Regions from separate parts of the Homo sapiens genome. Here region 1 is linked to region 2. Evidence: chromatin loops called from intact Hi-C (ENCODE). Cell type or tissue: HCT116. All regions are shown on one strand. Links, peaks and the distances in the headings refer to the core of each region. The heading gives the core; the rest is flanking DNA. Region 1 overlaps VTI1A (vesicle transport through interaction with t-SNAREs 1A). Region 2 overlaps TCF7L2 (transcription factor 7 like 2).

Region 1 (8,449 bases), core at 1,549-6,548, 420 kb after region 2:
ATAAAAACCTTAAGGGATACATAGAATCTGGTTGACAGTTTCCATTTTGCAAATATAAGAACACATGCAGAGAGGTTAAATGATTTCTCAAAGTCACACAGCTGATTAATGACATGGACAGATGATGTGGTTTTTCTCTCTCTCCAATTCAGTATATCAGGCTATAGTTCCTAATTTTGTGGTCAAGTAAAATTTGAAAAAAAATTTGAAGGGCCTAAAATAGGGATGCCAATTTTGTTATTCTTCTAAGTAAAGAAAAAAAAATAACTTCTACCTACTATTTCAATCACATTACAACTTTCCTTTACACCCCCAAATAGGAAAAACATCATCTTAGAAATAACTGTAGCCTTGTGAATTAATAAAATATGTTTTATGAGAAAGTCACTATGTTCTACTTCTCTTCTCATTTTGCAGTGCACTGGTGAAAACTGTTGTGGTCTAGAACTGGCTCTCAGACCAATACCTGGAAGCCATTTCCCTGTTTTGTGCTGTTTCAAAAGTTATACTAGTTCTTCCACCTCTCTTCCTCCTTGCATTCCATAGTCTTTAAAAAGAAGACATCAATAAGTGCTGAAAGTTTTTCCTTTCCAAAGATGCTGTTCTGATACTTTAACAAATGGTAAGTATCCTAAATTTACATCACAGTCAAAACACAGAGCTATGGATTGACAAGCCATGACTAGGCTGAGGACCAGTAGGGAAGCAGGAAATACGAAGCAATATGGTGCCCACCCCAGTGTATTCCTTCCACATTACTTCAGTAAGTAGCAAGAGCAGGAAAAATGCTTTGTCCCTGCCTTCTCATTTCCCACTCCACTTTCAAATTCATCCACAAAAGTAAATTAGCAATGATGACTCCCGTCCATGTACAGGCTGAGCCACATCTGTCTTTACTTCCACAAAGCCCATTCTTATCCATCCTCCCAGACTTGGTCTTGTATTCTGCAAGAAGTTCCCAAGCCTTATGTGACAAGTCAACATCTAATTTTATAACACTTCATACTCAATACCATAATATTTTACTAAAAAGTCCAAAGGGACTGAGGTAGGCTGACAGGACACTCTTAAGTTGACATTTCCATGTTGGTTATGTTGATAGTTTGATGTGGATGTTATGTTTTAGCACACACCAAAAATAATAACTATCAAATCCCATTCAAGCAAATAACCTTGATCAAAACACAGTCTTTTGGTATCTGCGATCTTCTTTCAGCTTTGGGAGGGAGCTATATGAATAGTTTAGTGAAAGAAAAAAAAGACACACAAGTATGTAGCCCAATCAACCAAAGCAAGCCTTGTGATCAGTGTCACGACGAGAAGACCCCCTGAGTCTGAACCAGCCCCATGTGGAAAGAGGCTGACCAATGGATGTTTTGTCAAGGAAGGTCCCTGTGATTATGGTCATATTCCATAGACACAGTGCTATGTTCCCCAAGGATTGTCAAAGTAACACATTTTGTTTTCTATTCCTTTACTATTTATAAATTTCAATCATAATAAAAGTTATCTTCTAGGAGATAAAGATAAATGCCTGTAGATCGTCAATGACCACACAATAATAATAATATTTATATTTGTATATGTGTTTTTTGGTATATAAAACATTTTTACATGTACCATTTTTTCTTAAGAATGTTTGGAGATAGGCAATATTATTTCCATGTTATTGAAGAAGAAACTGAGGCTCAGCGAGGTTACGTGATCTCCTCAAGGTCACACAAACAAGAGCTAGAACCCAAGCCTGGTCCTCTGACTTCATGTTCAAGGCTCTTTCCATTATTCACATTCTTCCCAAGAACAGTCACCTCTAAAGATGAGCTCCCAAACAAAAAGAACACACAAAAGCTGGCTTTTATTCCAATCCGGGCAGAAAGCCAATCTATCAATTACCTCAGGATGAAGGGCTGTCCATAACTATTAAATCTGGGAAGGTTTGTGGTTTTCTTTAGTTTTTTCACTATTAATATAATGCCAAAGTTGTTTGTATTCTTCCTGTTTGGTTGCCTAGAATTCATCACATTAACCAACCAATATAGGGCAGCCATGAACACAGGACAAGAAAAACACTGGCCATTCATAAAAGAAATTATTTGGAATCATTTTCATCATACCTGTTCTTACAAAATAAACATTTCTATGACTCTAAATCTTTAAAAATTGATAAAAACATTGTTGATTACATATTTTTGTGGTTTACACATTGGGCAAGAGCTATCCAAAATACACAAAATAGATTATTTACAATCTATGCTTGACAAAACAAAATAAAAAGCGTAGAGTAACAGTAAGAAACTGATGACTACTAAGGTGTTAATGGATATTTATTTACTCTGGAGACAAACAGTCATTGCATGAAACATTTATAACAAAAAAGCATGTTCATTTTAAGTAGACTGATTTTAGAAGTCATACTAAGATTATGTTTTCTGAAATTAATAACTGGTATTAATTCAAACCAAAAGTTTGAAGAGCATTAACTAATGCTAATAAGATTATCATGAACATTAGCCTTACTCCTTGCTATGACTTTTTCATAATTTTCGTATCTGATTATAGGCTCTATTCATGATTTTTTTTTTTAAACAGGATTATTAGGAATCATTTCCAACACCAGGACAAATATGCAAAGTAAAGTGGGTATTGTTATTTCTTTGTCCCTAGTTCACATGATTTAGATTGATTAAAATGTTAATTTTTACATATGTGAATAAAACGTAAAGGAGCAAACTGGAGATTGCGCCATGTGCTAGCAATCATTGCGGGTGGGTAAACTGACAACATGTAACTGCATATTAAGACAAATGTAGAATTTAGACAAAGTATTCCATCTCTTTTCAGATGTATACTTTTAAACCTCAGGAACTGTTTTCAGTAGATGTCATGCCTTTTAACTTGAAAAAAGATAAGCGCAAATAAGCTCCCAATTGTCTCCCCAATATGTAAACCACATCTCGGGCTGCTGTCTCTGCTACTCCTTTGAAGTTTCCCTGAAATGTCATGTGTTGTGAAGACTGCTGTGCATAAGCAAGACAATTTGCTCACTCTCAGAATTCTTACCGGTTTCCACTGCTATTTGGTATCCAGCCTCTAGTCTCCGAGATGACCTTTCCAGCCTCTCTGTGTTATCGAGCAGATGTGCCCTCTGAAAAAGAAAAAGGGGGAAAAAAAAATCAGACGGCCGTCTACAATGTTCTTTTTTTTGCCTTAAAAAAAAAATGCCTTCGTATGCCCTAACATGGGGTGGGGGGGTTCGCAACCCATTACAGTTAATTTTTAGCAAATTTTCCATTATAGGAACCACTACCATAGACAGATTTCCAGCAATCACGTATGGACCATCCACTTCGTGTTTTTAAAAGGAGACTCGTGTTGTATGTGGCCACAATGAATCTTACTTCAAAATACTGAGAAAAGTACGAAGACCATACCCAACTGGATCTTTGCTGTTTCAGCAGAGATGGATATATGAGATACTTGCATAGATCTACGTTCCCTATTTGTATTTATTTTTTATAAAATGCAATCATTTCAAAGATCCATTTGCTCCTTTGATTCTTGCAGATAGAAATTTTAAAACAGGAACTTTATTTGTAAGAAAATGATCCATAATTTTGGATGTGCAGCAAGATGCTATATAGAACAGCATATGCTACTAAGACAGAATACTAAACAGCACTTCTACTTTTCAGACAACTGGAGGCAACACTAAGAAACAAGAGACACATGTTTCTCCATTTACATAGATGTACAATATTGTGCATTTGTTCCTAAATATATGGCACTATGTAGATTGATGTTGATATTTTAACACACAGTGCTTTAGACTGTGAACTAAATTTACAGTAATTATATATACCTCTTTTATATTTATCTGATGGGGAAATTAGAGGATTTTCTTCAAATCCTCAGCTTCTAAACTTTCTTTCCTCCATTGAGATGGTTGTTGTTGATTTTTTTTGTAACCATAATGATCATACATTAGATCTATTCAGGTTGCCAAACAGATTTATAATCTAATCATGGCTATGAATGGATAAAAACTGATACAGATATATATATATATATATATATATATACCTAGATACTTAGAAATATATAAATGTATGTATCTGTGTGTGTGTGCGTGTGTGTGTACATGCATACATGTATCTGCATACGTTAATATCTTCCCTTCTCAAATCAGTTTTGGTATCTGGTCAAAAAGAAAGAAAAAACACAACCACAACTCCTACAACTTTGTGTTGTTGACAGATGTCATTTAAAATTGGAGAAATGCTTTCTAATAATAATAAAAAAGGAGGTGCCACACATATTATCTGAGTGGCTGTCGAGCGAAACGATCTACCTTGCTCTAATGAGCCCCCATGGATCTTGGAGATGCAAGCTGTATTGACATGCACACTTAAGCTAATACACCTAGACCAGTGCCTCCAAGCTCTAGCAGCCAGGGATGCTGACAGAATATCTCGCTTCCATCTTCAAAGAAAGGAAGTGATTAGTATGTTATCATTACCATTCACAACGTGATTTCCTTATTCCCTCCCGGCATAGGTGACACATCTGAGATGCGGCCAGACGTTGGAGGCAGCTAAAGCCACATCAAAGCTTTCCTTGAAATTTTTTTGGGGGGAAGGGTGGGGGGGTGAGAATCATTAAAACAATGCATTTAGAACAGAGAGATAGGACCTGATGTGAAGGTCAGGAAGCTGCAACAACAGTCTATCATAATTAATAGAGTCGTCCAATGTACAGCAGAGATATTAAGAGAAAAATTGTCCCCTCCCTCTGCAAAAAAAAAATATAAATATAAATAAATAAAACAGAGAGGAAAGCTTCTTGTATCATTAAAAAGCAAAATCACTGAAGGCTGTAATTAAGAAAAAGAAGAGAAAGGGGAGCTCTGTGTGTCTGGCATTGATGACTATTTTTAAATAAAATTAAACACTTTACTAAGGCTTGTCAAAAATAGCTTTCTTATTCCTAAGTTTCCCTATGTGCAGGTTCTGGGAGTAAGGATTGCTCTTCCCTTCCTTGAAAATTGTTTTCTACCTTAACAAAGGACTTAACTGCAAACTGGTGATTCTCTAAAAAGATATCAATCAGATCTGTGAAATCAAAAGTAAATCTGAATTTTAATCCAGAATAAGACAACAAATATCTTTGGTTCATTTTCATATTGGATGAAATCCCAAAATTAAAAGAAAACATTTAGTTATTAGAGATTTACAAAAAAACAAAGATCAATACTGGAAATGGACTTCCACTTTTATAATAATATTTAATGTAGGAAATAAAGCATTTAAATGTAAAATAACTAGGGGGATTTCATGGTTATAATAGCAAAATTTCTGAAAGACCTTTAAAAATATGTATATTACTGAATAATAGAAGTAACTCTTCTTCAGAACAGTTCAATTTTATCAGAGTAAATCTGCACACAAGAGGACTATCAGTTTATCAGCAGCTTTACAGCAGGATTTCACTTTCTATTTTGGAACCTCTTCACTTAAGTCAAACTAAAATCAAGTTCTTGAAACAGCTGCACTATTTACATTGTTCCCTTAGTTGTACATTGCCCTGGTCTCTGTAAATGAAAGGAAATACACTACAGTAGCAGCTGATGCTTTCAACTTGCCCCCACACTCCATCCCAAACTCATTCTCTCACCCTCTTCTCAGCCCTTTTCAAAGCAGGTAAGTGAAGCTGTGCAGGAGCTTCAGACAGAGCTCAACTTGTGTGAGGAGCTGCGCAATGTGGAGAGCTGGAGATGTAGGATTCAAACGGAGCTCGGCAGAGCCAACACCAGATCAGCTCCCTATGCACTACAACCCTGCCTCCAAGCATGCTCCCTTTCCAAAACTGAGCCCAGAAAGAGCAACACAAGGAAGAGAAGGGGCATATTTTTGTTTCCAAGCGAAACAAAACACATTTTGGAGCAGCTGAGTGCTTGTCTTCTTAGCACAGTTGCAAGTTAAGAAACATGGGGGTAACATTCTCTCTATGATTACTATTAGAATCCCAACTGAGAAATAATCACTCCTCAGCAAGCCATATACCAATGCAGCATCATCACTGTAATCTAGTCTATAAATATCAATGCTAGATCTATATCAAAGACTGTTAAAAGAATATTTCAGAGTATATTATTCTGTTAGTTGATTAATCTAATTTTTCCAATTATAATTCAATTACATGTTACAGTTTCAGAAACATGAATTCCAGAATCATAACTGATGAAACTGCTGCTACAGGCATAAGAAAAGAAATAAGCCATCAAACAAAAATAAAAAATATTTTAAAAGAAATGCAGACGTGATGCTTTAAGTTTTTGGAATTAAGACTTCTAATTTGACACAATTAGGCTTAACAAAAATAAATCTTCTGTCAAAAATGTTGATTGCAATAAGCCACAATTTAATACATAAACAATACTCATTGCTTAAATTCAGGGGCAAGGGCTTCACGTAGTTTCTTCGTATAGAGGTTTTCAAGTCAATTGTTAGTTCCATTAACATTTGAAAATTCAGATTCTTCACCTAAACATGAATATATGCAAATACAACAAGCACATACTCTATCTTGCAGAAAAATAATATTTATGTTATCCCTCACCTCAAGAATAATCTTATACATCAAAACTGCAACTGATTATATTCATTTAGTGTATATATACAACTGCTCCCCTGTAGGGAAGATAAAAAACACAAAAAGGTTGGAGGGCGAGGGTTTTTGTATATTTTTCCCCTTCATTTTATATATCATTATTACTTTTTCTGAGGGAGGACATCAGTAATGCATCTTAAATTCAAAGAGTTGTTGAAAAACACTATCTAGAAGCTTCTAAATTAACATCTGTATCACCTAGAGAATGATGACATACCAATAAAAAAAATTCTAGAGAATTCTCAATCAATGCAGTCAAATTAAACTCAAAAGTAATTCATACTACTCTATACTATAAGCAATTAGACAATTTTTAAATTGCAATATAGGCCATTATGTCTTAATAGAAAAATAAAACCCAATCTTACTAAATAAAAAATATGACTATCTCTAAAAAAGAGTACCAAAGCATGTTTGATATGTTTGACTTAATTTTTTAAAAATAGAATTATTCAGCATCCCTCATTAATACAAGGATACAATTATAAACATTGCAGTAAATATTTGCTGAGCCACACACAAAAAAATCTGGAGTTGCATTATGAAACAGTCCAGCAAACTCAGAAAAATGAGAACTCACTTGGGTGCTGCATGCTACAAAAAGCAAAGTGTTTAACAATGACGAAAGCTTTGGCTATTCTTAGGTATCTATGTACACAGAGTAGCAGGGCATTTATAACATATGTGTGTTTCCCCAAAAGGATAATACATCCATGGTGTCTTATGTTAAACCCAATAATTTTGGGTGGGGGAAAGGAGTTTATTTAAGAACAGTTTACAGTAAAGTAAATCAGAATGTTAGAAAAAAAAAATCATACTAGCTTCTTTGAGAAACTACATAAATAAACTTGAAGTTACAGCCTACAATAAAACTACACTCAGGTAGAGTTTTAAGATATTCCTTTATTATTCCTCCTTTTTTTTGGCCTTTAAAGTATTAACTTTGTCCCAGTTCCAACAAAGAACAATGATCCCTGAGATAAGCATGATTAGGATATAGTTGTGTTTTAAAAGATGGTGAGCAGAAAAGATTTCTGAACAATATAAATGATACTTTTTGCTATGTATAGATTTACCTGGAAAAACAAATCCAAAGATCCACTTCAGATTTAAAAACTCAATTTTATAGGGAAAAGCAGAATTAAAAAAAAAAAAGAAGCTAGGAAGTACTCACCTCTTCACGTAATTTTATCAACTGCAACATGAATGCACAAAAAAAAGATAAAAAGGAAAGAAATGGCAGGAAAGAAAGATCAGTTGTCTGACAGGATACAGAATTAACATTGACAATTTATCTGTTTACATGTTTAGCATTTAAAAATCACAGACAAACACATTAAAAGAACCTAAACATAGACTACATGCAGAGTTTTTTGAACGAATAAAGATCACTTTCTCACACTGTCACATTAAACAAAGAGAATAGTGTGAAATTCTCTTTTAAAGTACATCTAAGACACCATCATGAAATAAAGGGGAACGACTTCATAGAAGTCTATATTATAAAGAAAGAAAACAAGTTTACTGTTCCTCTCTTCTAAGAATGTACCATTGAAGAGGTTTTGTATATACAAGTTTTCAGGATGTTTCCCTATTTGGAATCTTGACAACTGATTTCAGATTTTACCTACAAATGAAAATGATTAATAGCTCATGCTTTGGTTCCAGTAAGTATTTAAAACAACAAACTATTATGTTAGTTAATGTTATACTTGTACCCACTCTAGTAATAAGACTGCATTTGGAAGTAATGTTATTTTAATAGAAAATAAAGTATGCCAGG
Region 2 (8,449 bases), core at 2,513-7,512:
GTTCGAGACCAGCCTGACCAACATGGTGAAACCCCGTCTCTACTAAAAAATACAAAAATTAGCCGGGCGTGGTGGCGCATTCCTGTAATCCCAGCTATGAGGGAGGCTGAGGCAGGAGAATCGCTTGAACCCGGGAGGGGGAGGTTGCGGTGAGCGAGATCTAGGCATTGCACTCCAGCCTGGGCAACAAGAGCAAAACTCCGTCTCAAAAAATAATAATAAAATAAAATAAAAACCAGGTTCCCAGGCTGGGCGCAATGGCTCGCGCCTGTAATCCCAGCATTTTGGGAGGCCGAGGAGGCCGGATCATCTGAGGACAGGAGTTCCAGACCAGCCTGGCCAAGATGGCGAAACACCATCTCCACTAAAAATACAAAAATAAAATTAGCCCAGCATGGTGGTGTGCGCCTATAATCCCAGCTACTCGGGAGGCTGAGGCAGGAGAATTGCTTGAGCCGGGAAGGCAGAGGCTACAGTGAGCCAAGATCGCACCACTGCACTCCGGCCTGGAAAACAAGAGCGAAACTCCATCTCAAAAAAAAAAAAACAGGTTCCCATCTGCCTCATCTCTTGGGACTGTCCTGCACCAGTCACCAGGAGTGCTCCAAGACCACTCCACATCATTTCCTCATCCGGCAAACATGGCTGCTCTCACCTGGCTGTGCCTCACACCTTCAAAATGGCACTTCCCTGCCTGGAGTACCCAGGGAGTCACCAGATGAGAACTCCAGCGTATTTTCCATTTCATTGCTTCCCATGAAGCTCTCAACAAAAATCAGTGACCAAGCCCATCCCCCATTCTACTACCCACAAATGCCTCAGCCCTCACTTGTCCAGAGGAAGAACGGTGAAGACTCGGCAGTTCTCAGCACAGGCTTGCAAAATTCTTCAGCAATGTAAAGACCAACATTTTAAGATTAACCCCTTCCCTTATTATCATCATATCTAGATTCTTCATCTTATTTCTAATCACTACTGGGCTCTAAATTTGATGTTTCTGATATGCAAAACATCAGAGATACCCAGACATGGAATGGGAAACAGCTTTTTTCAACCACAGGAATCTCCTCCTCAAAGACAATTAAAACAATTGAAATCCTCTGTTGGTTTTTCCAGCACTAAGCTAACTTCTAACATGATGCACATTAATTTTTGATGCCTATTCGTCCTGCTAAATTGGGAAGAGGTGGAACATTTACTTTATTTTCAGTTTTATGAATCACCTGGCTTTCTCTTATCTATATTAAAAAAAAAAACAGATCATTTCCTAGGAGGTGTTAGTTTTTTTGGTCCACTTTCCTCTCTACCCTGTAGCTGCTACCATGAGCCACTTGAAATCTAATTTCCATGTAATTACCTTAAGAAACAAAATACTTTTTTTTAGTATACCTAAGACCTTTTCTTAGGTCATTAGTCATTTGAGCAACCACAGGCCATTATAAGCCCAGCTTCCCCTACCCCACTGCCCCCAGTCCTGTGTTGAGAGCCTTTTACATTTAATGGGAAATAAACTTTTGACCAAGACTTTGGGTGACTGCCTGCCCTTATAAAAAGTACCAAGGGGGGCCTCTGACTTCAAGAGAAAAGGCAAAACCAGCATTGCCTGGTACTTGAGCTTAAACATTCCTGCAGAGATCTAGACACTGAACATTTGTACCATCCCTAAACAATAACTTAACGACAGCATCCCCTTTCACTTCCTGGCATTCTGCCTCAGAAATTCTGCTGCAACAAAATGCATGCCTTTAGACACAAGAACAATCTCTCCTACTGTCTCAATGTTCCATCAAATGTCTATTTACCCTCATTAATTTTTCTTTTCCTCAACCTGAAACCATCAGCTATGAGTCAGAGAACGATCATTAACTTTTACAGCTTCTATACGTATCCACCTACTCACATTTGGGGAAAGAAGTATTGACTTGCAACATTGCCTGAGACCAAAATTCTCTAAGAAGAAAAAAAGGGGAAAAAGTCGCTTCAAGAAAGTTTTATCTGTAGGTCTGCGGGGAAATGCTATGTTCATCGTTTCTCCACTTTGTGCTGCAAAGTCTCGCAAAAAAAAAAAGTTGAGCTTGAACTTCTTTATGGTGATGGGCATTTCTGGGTTGATTTTTGAGAAAAACTAGATGATTTTCTTTCAACGTCAAAACATAATTAAAGCTCTTAAACTGTCTGGGGGAAAAAATAAAGTGAATCAAGTTTCCTGCTCTTGTACAAAACATATTTCTAGCATATAGAAAAACACGTGGGCTGAAGTGCTGAGACATGTTCCTAACACAGCATTTTTCATTAAAAGTTGCTACACTAAAACTCTTAAAATGATGCCCCATCATTACTCCACTTAGCAGTCGCAGTGCTGCAACTCATAACGAATTAATTTGCATTAATGTGGGTTTCATGTGTCCTTCCCTGGGTATGCCATTGTGATTCAGGCTTAATAAAACTGACACGACAACAACATAGTGCCTTTTATTTCACTTTCCAAAACAAACCAACCCACCCAAAGACCCACACAAATCCTCTCAATTTTTTAAGCATTTTACTAATATATTTTAGTACATCATAATTGGCCCAGCACGAAGGAATCTAGTTATCTTCTCAGTAAATATTTATAGCGTCACTCTTTCCCATTCATTCTGCATTTTCTTAGAGAATCTCACTGTAGCCTACATCTGCAATTCATTGACTTTACAATTTACCACATGTTGGGATGGGAGAGGTCTTAGCTCCATTTGAATCACTACACAAATATGCAAGTGATTTATCGGTTTCAAGCTGAAGACTGCAAGAGAGGGACTCCACTTTTCCTGAACATTACTTCTTCTGGCAGACCATGAACAATTACAGTGCGTACTAATTAAGCTCTGTAAATGTGCTGTGCCCTGCTAATGCCTACCAGGCCTCAAATTTATTTTCATGATGCCAAACTTTAGGGAGCAATTTTAACTCCTTCAGGGCTGATGCCACTCCTGGCCATTCCTTCCTCCGTAGACCGACCTGGTTGGGGCTACTGCATGACAAAAAGAATAAAATATAACAGGTCGAATTACTAGCCCGAAATCAGATGTGCCTAAGGAGAAAAAACCTATCTTGGGAAAAGCAAAGAACACCTCGGCTGATAACCCGTTCAAAGATCCCACAGCCCCTTCTTTGTAATGAGCTGTTTAGGGATTCATATCTATCCCTGAGGGCTAGTAAGTTTCTGCATGCCATTGATTAGAAAAGAAAACCTTTCGGCCTGGGTCTTTAAGTTTGGGTTGGATGGAAGGAAGGATCCAGTCAGAAATGAGAGCCATCATCTCTCCTGGCCTGGCAAACACCTTTGAATCTCACTTCCTCCTTATACCGCGTAGTCAGTTTGTAATACACCAGAACAGCCCACTTTTTCAACATAAATTAAAATCAGCAGGACAACTGGCCTTCTCTCTCACACTCCAGTCTCCACCACAGATAATGCCTCACCCTCAGATGCTTACACAGTAACTGATAGGAAACACATCTGTGGCTAGGTAGAACACCCTGGGTAATGAAGGGATCGCAGCCCATCTTTGCTGAGCAAAGCAATATCCCTTTTTAATAGCCCAGCCCAGGGTACTCCCACGCCCCTCCATAAGGAAACTTCCAATCTCCAATTTCAATTCCCCCAAACCCAAATCTTTGTTCTCTTGTATTATACTTTTCTTATCTTTCTTAGGCATTTATTCTGTCTCCTCTGGCTACTTTTCTGTGCCTCCTCCCGCAGATACCAGTACATTTTTCACAAATAAGCAGCCCTCCCATCCCCAGTGTAAACCTGGATTTTTTTTCCCCTCACCTATTATATTCTTTTAGTCAACTCTCTTCACCTCATCTCACTTTTTTAAAAACTCTCACGTTAACTAGTTTAACTAGTGTACTATGTAATGTGTACATTTTCCCTTCCACTCAGGGGAACATCATATAAATTAAAGAGCCGTCTCCCATACCAGGTTTCTTTAAGTATTCCTGGGGAAAATGCACAATATAGGCAATGTAATCTCAAAAAAAAAAAAAAAAAAAAAAAAAAGGTGGGGGTGTTGGGGGGAATTAAGAAAAGAGAAAGAAAGGAAAAAGGGAGAAAAGAAAAGGGAAAAGATGCAAACACCTAGAGCAACTTTGCTTTTGAAAAAGGCATCTGTGCAGAGCCCCCACTGAATTTCCATTCCTGAAAGTGCTCTTTATAAATGTGTATAACAATAGCCTAGAGGAAACGTACAAGTCAGCTGCCAAAGGAGTGGTGGCGTCTGTCTCAGTAAACTCAAGATTGTAGAGGTGGGGGTCAGCGGAGAAGGGAGGGCAGCATTTGCATTAGGATACCACCACCTCCCCCCATCTCATTGCTTATAATTAGTGAGAGAAATCTGAGCTACTGCCAATGTCTGCGGACCTTGAATATTATAAGGCCAACGTGGCGTCAAATATCTTAACATTCATAAGTGTTATGGGCTGTAAATAAAGCCTGTGGATTTATGACCTGGTGGTGCGCTTGCCAGCAAAAAGACTGGGGCACATTTCTTTCAGCAGACCTGTCGAGGTGCGAGTTTGCCTTTGGTTGTAAAATTAACCATTTCCTTCACAAATGTGCTCAATTATAAGTCAGAGTTGAAGATTTACTTACATAGTTGCCAATATTCACTCCCAGAAGAAACTCAGATGCCCACATCACACACCCCTTTGAAAATAAGACCCTCAAGAATTTGGTTCAGCCTCCTTTTCCAAACTTTAAAATGTGTCACCTCAAAAGAATTATAAATGCAGTCAAAGATATTATCTAATGCCACTCACCAAGACTAAAAAGCTTACACTTACTTCCCTGGAAAGTGCTTATTTATTTGGCAACTCCAGCATTTAAAAAAAAAAAAAAAAAAAAAAAGGTAAATCACTCCTTGCCTGAAATCTCCTCCCTTCCCCCAATATAATGTCATCTACTTCCTGTGCAGGAGAGAGCATTTGCTAAATCCAGGTTGTCTCATACTTAACTGCCAATAAACCAACTTCCACATAACTTCCAGACAGCTGGGGGAAAGGTCCTCGGAGTTTTAGTCATGGTCCAGAAACACGCGTCCACACAAAAATTTGCAGCTGTCCTTTCTCTACAGTGCATTTTTAATGTGATTCAGGGGGGCCTGTTGTGAAACATCTGACAAAATGTAAAATCCTCTTAGATACCTTCTAGTTTACCCACTGCACGTGTGTAAGAGAAGTTGCACCAGGATTTCTCCACCGAGAAATCTAGGCACTTTTTGCACACAGCCAGGGGCACCTCGTGGGATGTAAGGAGGCATTCGAAACCTGGAAAGACTTCTACTGTAATCTTTAAAAGCACAGCCTCTGGTGCAACTATTAAAATGCTAGTTTTCTAAAGCAAATATTTTTTTCAATGGCGTGCAGAACTGCAGCGATCCAGCACGGCAAACAGAACAGCATTCTTGATCTGCAAGCCCCTGGAAACCTTCCGGTAACTTTTTCACAGCTTGCTAAGAAACAGAAAGCTGACCAACTTCCAGCAATGACTCTAAATGAAATCCCTATCAGTAAAATTAAAATCAAGGTGAAGAACTCCTAGCAAGAACGAGGATTGTTTTCCTCAAAAAACTCTTTCTCAATCAGACACAGAGGGCATCAGTCAAAGCTCCTTCCCTTAAACAGTCAAAAGTTTCCAAAAACACGTCTTCCAGATAAGCTCGTTAGGCTCCCAAATGCCTGAGTTTGTTTCTGGGATTTCAGAAAGTTTCAATATCAACAAAGTGGAAAGCGCTGGCATATTTAATTTATAATCATTAAAATATGACTTATTGGGTGAATGTTGAGCCTATAATCCATACTGCAGACATTAAACCCCAACCTATAAAGATTAGCATGGAATTAATACGGTTGCATTGAGATTGAAATCTAAACATGTTCGCCATAAATATTTCTGAAGGAGATGAAAAACAATTAGCATAAATACCAAAGAAGGGTAAGAACACCTGTTCTTTTTCAGGGCGATAAGCATTTTATTGTTCTCTATTTAAAATGTAATGACCTGTGTAATTACAGTAATATTACATTGTTATGTAGGGGCTTGGAATGTCACACTTTGAAAAGTGTTGTCAAAACAATCAGGGGTGAGGTGGGGGGGTGGGAGGACAACTGGGAAGGACCACCATTAACCCTTCACACTCCAAGGTCTAAATCTTTTGTATTAGAAAGGATTATGTTGTTTCAGTGAGGAAAAAACGTCCATTTTTCACAAGCCAGAAAGAGAAGTTGCCCGGCTAAATAAAATCCCAATGAATAGGCCCCTCTCGGTTTCCTTTAAATGCTGGATTCCAAGTTCAAAAATGAATTCAAGATGCAGCTTATTTATCTGTTCAACCTAGTAGCAAAGAGCTCGGTTGAAAAGCAAATAACTTTGGATAAGAGAAGATGCAAGGGCTCGAATAATCAAGTCCTTAAAAAGAAATTTCAAACCTAACTGGAATTTCAACCACCATATTCCTATTTCCACTTTGCCAGGAGGGAAAAAGAAATGTAAAACTACTTTTTCCAATCAACTTTAATAGGTTACAGTATTCTTATCTTTAATATACAAATGTTACCACAGTTCTAATATTTGCAGTTCTAACACTTCCCATCTACTTAACTAGACCTCTCCTTAATGCAGTTTTGTATCTGAATCTGTCTTTTTAAAAGCCATTCCTATTACTGAATCAAAGACTAAATTAATATTATGCAGAAATCTTTGTCATTTTAAAATAAAATTATTACTATCAAGCTTTATGGTGTCTTCAGCAATTAAAGCATTATTCTTGAGATAATGTATTATTCATCATAAGCCGATTTAATGATACTCTCTAATTCTTTACATTCTTAAATAAAAAAGCAGAAATCAGGGTTCCAGAGAGTTTGCTTTTTAAAGGATGCAGCTGCTTACAGGTACACCATAAGTAACAGAAAATGTAGCAAAAATCACCGCCACCAAGGAGCAAAGGGAAAATAATAAAGCATACAGCGAAATTTGTCTTTACACCTTGCCATTAAAAACACACCCTATAAAACACTAAGGATTTCAGAAGAGTATGGGAAGCCCGCTATCTTGCCTATGCATTCCTCCATTCCTCCCGCAGCTGTATCAAATCTGGATTGCAAGCTGGCCTTCTGATTGAAGACGTCAGGAATGACACACAACAGCCTACCATCCTCATTTCCACTGCTCTGCTGACCAGCCTAAATAAATAACTTTAATTTTGGAGCACATAATCTAACCCAGGTAACAGGGAGGAAGGACGAAGGGGCAGTGTACACAAAGATGTCTGCTGGTGTTTGACATGTAAGTACTAAAACTGCCTACTGAGTTCAGAAATGTGTTCTGAGACTCAATCTGATGTCACAGCACCAGGCCACCCGCTATGTCCACAATTAAAATAACTAGACGCCGTCTATTCCTATAATGCCCACAAAAGGGACCGATCATTGGGAGCCTTCCTTTTCTCACCGGGAAATCATTTATTTGCCTTTAGCAATTTCCCTGTTTGCTAATTACAAGACAACACAACTGCTCAAGTTTGAGAAGGGATGGCAAGATTGCCAGTATCAGACAGCGAGTTTAAAAAGAGTCAAGAAAGCTAGCAAGCCCGCCATCAAAGCTCAATATTCAGATGGTTAAGTGGATTTTAAAATAATACCAGGGAGGTTTCCATCGGAAGGGGGAGGGGAGGAGAGGCAGAAATTCTCAGGGATTCTTTGGAATGTTGCTTGGTCCGGTTTATTGGTAGGCGAACACTGCGATTCTGAGCCGAACGGTCCCGTTTAAGATGCCCCACAAGCTCCCAAGAAAAATACAAAGTAAGCGAACTGTGCTTCCCCTACAGCTGCAAGCCCAGAGCGCGGCCCCTGCAGCCTGGTGGAACTGGCCCTGGAGAAGGGGGTTGAGCCGAACCGCTCTCCCAGCTTCCCAAGCATGTCTGGGCGCCGGGCAGGGGGGGAATAATTATTTCTCTTCCCTAGCCATAAAAAAAATGACCGGTCTAGCATGCCCTTGCCATTTTGCCAGGGCCCAAAAAAGCAAGTCAAACCTGATAGTTAATATTTTAATGCTTAAAAACACTTGTAGATCTGATCGACTCCCGTCCGGCAAGCCCTCGGCCATTAGCACCGAATCCATGGCTGCTGAACAGTGGGTGCATTATTTCAAATTGCTATCTAGAGTTACCGAAAAAGAAAAAACAAAAGTCGTGTGTGTAAATAAGGGGTAGGGGACCAAACTGGAGAAGGTGTAAAATGACAATACCGGGAAGCCGGGCACAAATGCGTCTTGCGTCCAGGGATTCGTAATCCAGGCTTCTTAGAAGAGGGAGGGAGGGATGAGGAGGAGGGGGTTCAGGGTGAGGGCAGGGGGCACAGGCCGGTGGGGGAGGGGATGAGCCGTATTAACAAATGTCAGGGT

The links. Hi-C counts contacts between places; a loop is a spot of excess contacts. Peaks named below come from ENCODE experiments on the same cell type or tissue, not always from the same donor. Only the 100,000 strongest peaks of a DNase experiment are listed, where the experiment ranks them.
Region 1: it touches region 2 in a loop (7-fold over the local background); 1 of 110 quality-filtered maps calls a loop at or near these places.

What each region holds. Positions count from the first base shown.
Region 1 is chr10:112,532,942-112,541,390 of GRCh38, reverse strand. It overlaps VTI1A (vesicle transport through interaction with t-SNAREs 1A), which reads right to left. Exons shown (of 8, transcript NM_145206.4): 5 at 3,061-3,145. Among named protein-coding and RNA genes, the nearest start is that of VTI1A, 90 kb to the right of the region's middle. In HCT116, for the core only: no CTCF peak of the experiment used is centred there; DNase peaks (open chromatin) are centred at 1,870 and 4,550; H3K4me3 peaks cover 741 bases; H3K27ac peaks cover 5,000 bases.
Region 2 is chr10:112,952,790-112,961,238 of GRCh38, reverse strand. All of the region lies in intron 3 of TCF7L2 (transcription factor 7 like 2), which reads right to left. Among named protein-coding and RNA genes, the nearest start is that of TCF7L2, 6.8 kb to the right of the region's middle. RefSeq lists an enhancer at 3,105-3,739. In HCT116, for the core only: no CTCF peak of the experiment used is centred there; DNase peaks (open chromatin) are centred at 2,747 and 4,993; H3K4me3 peaks cover 5,000 bases; H3K27ac peaks cover 5,000 bases.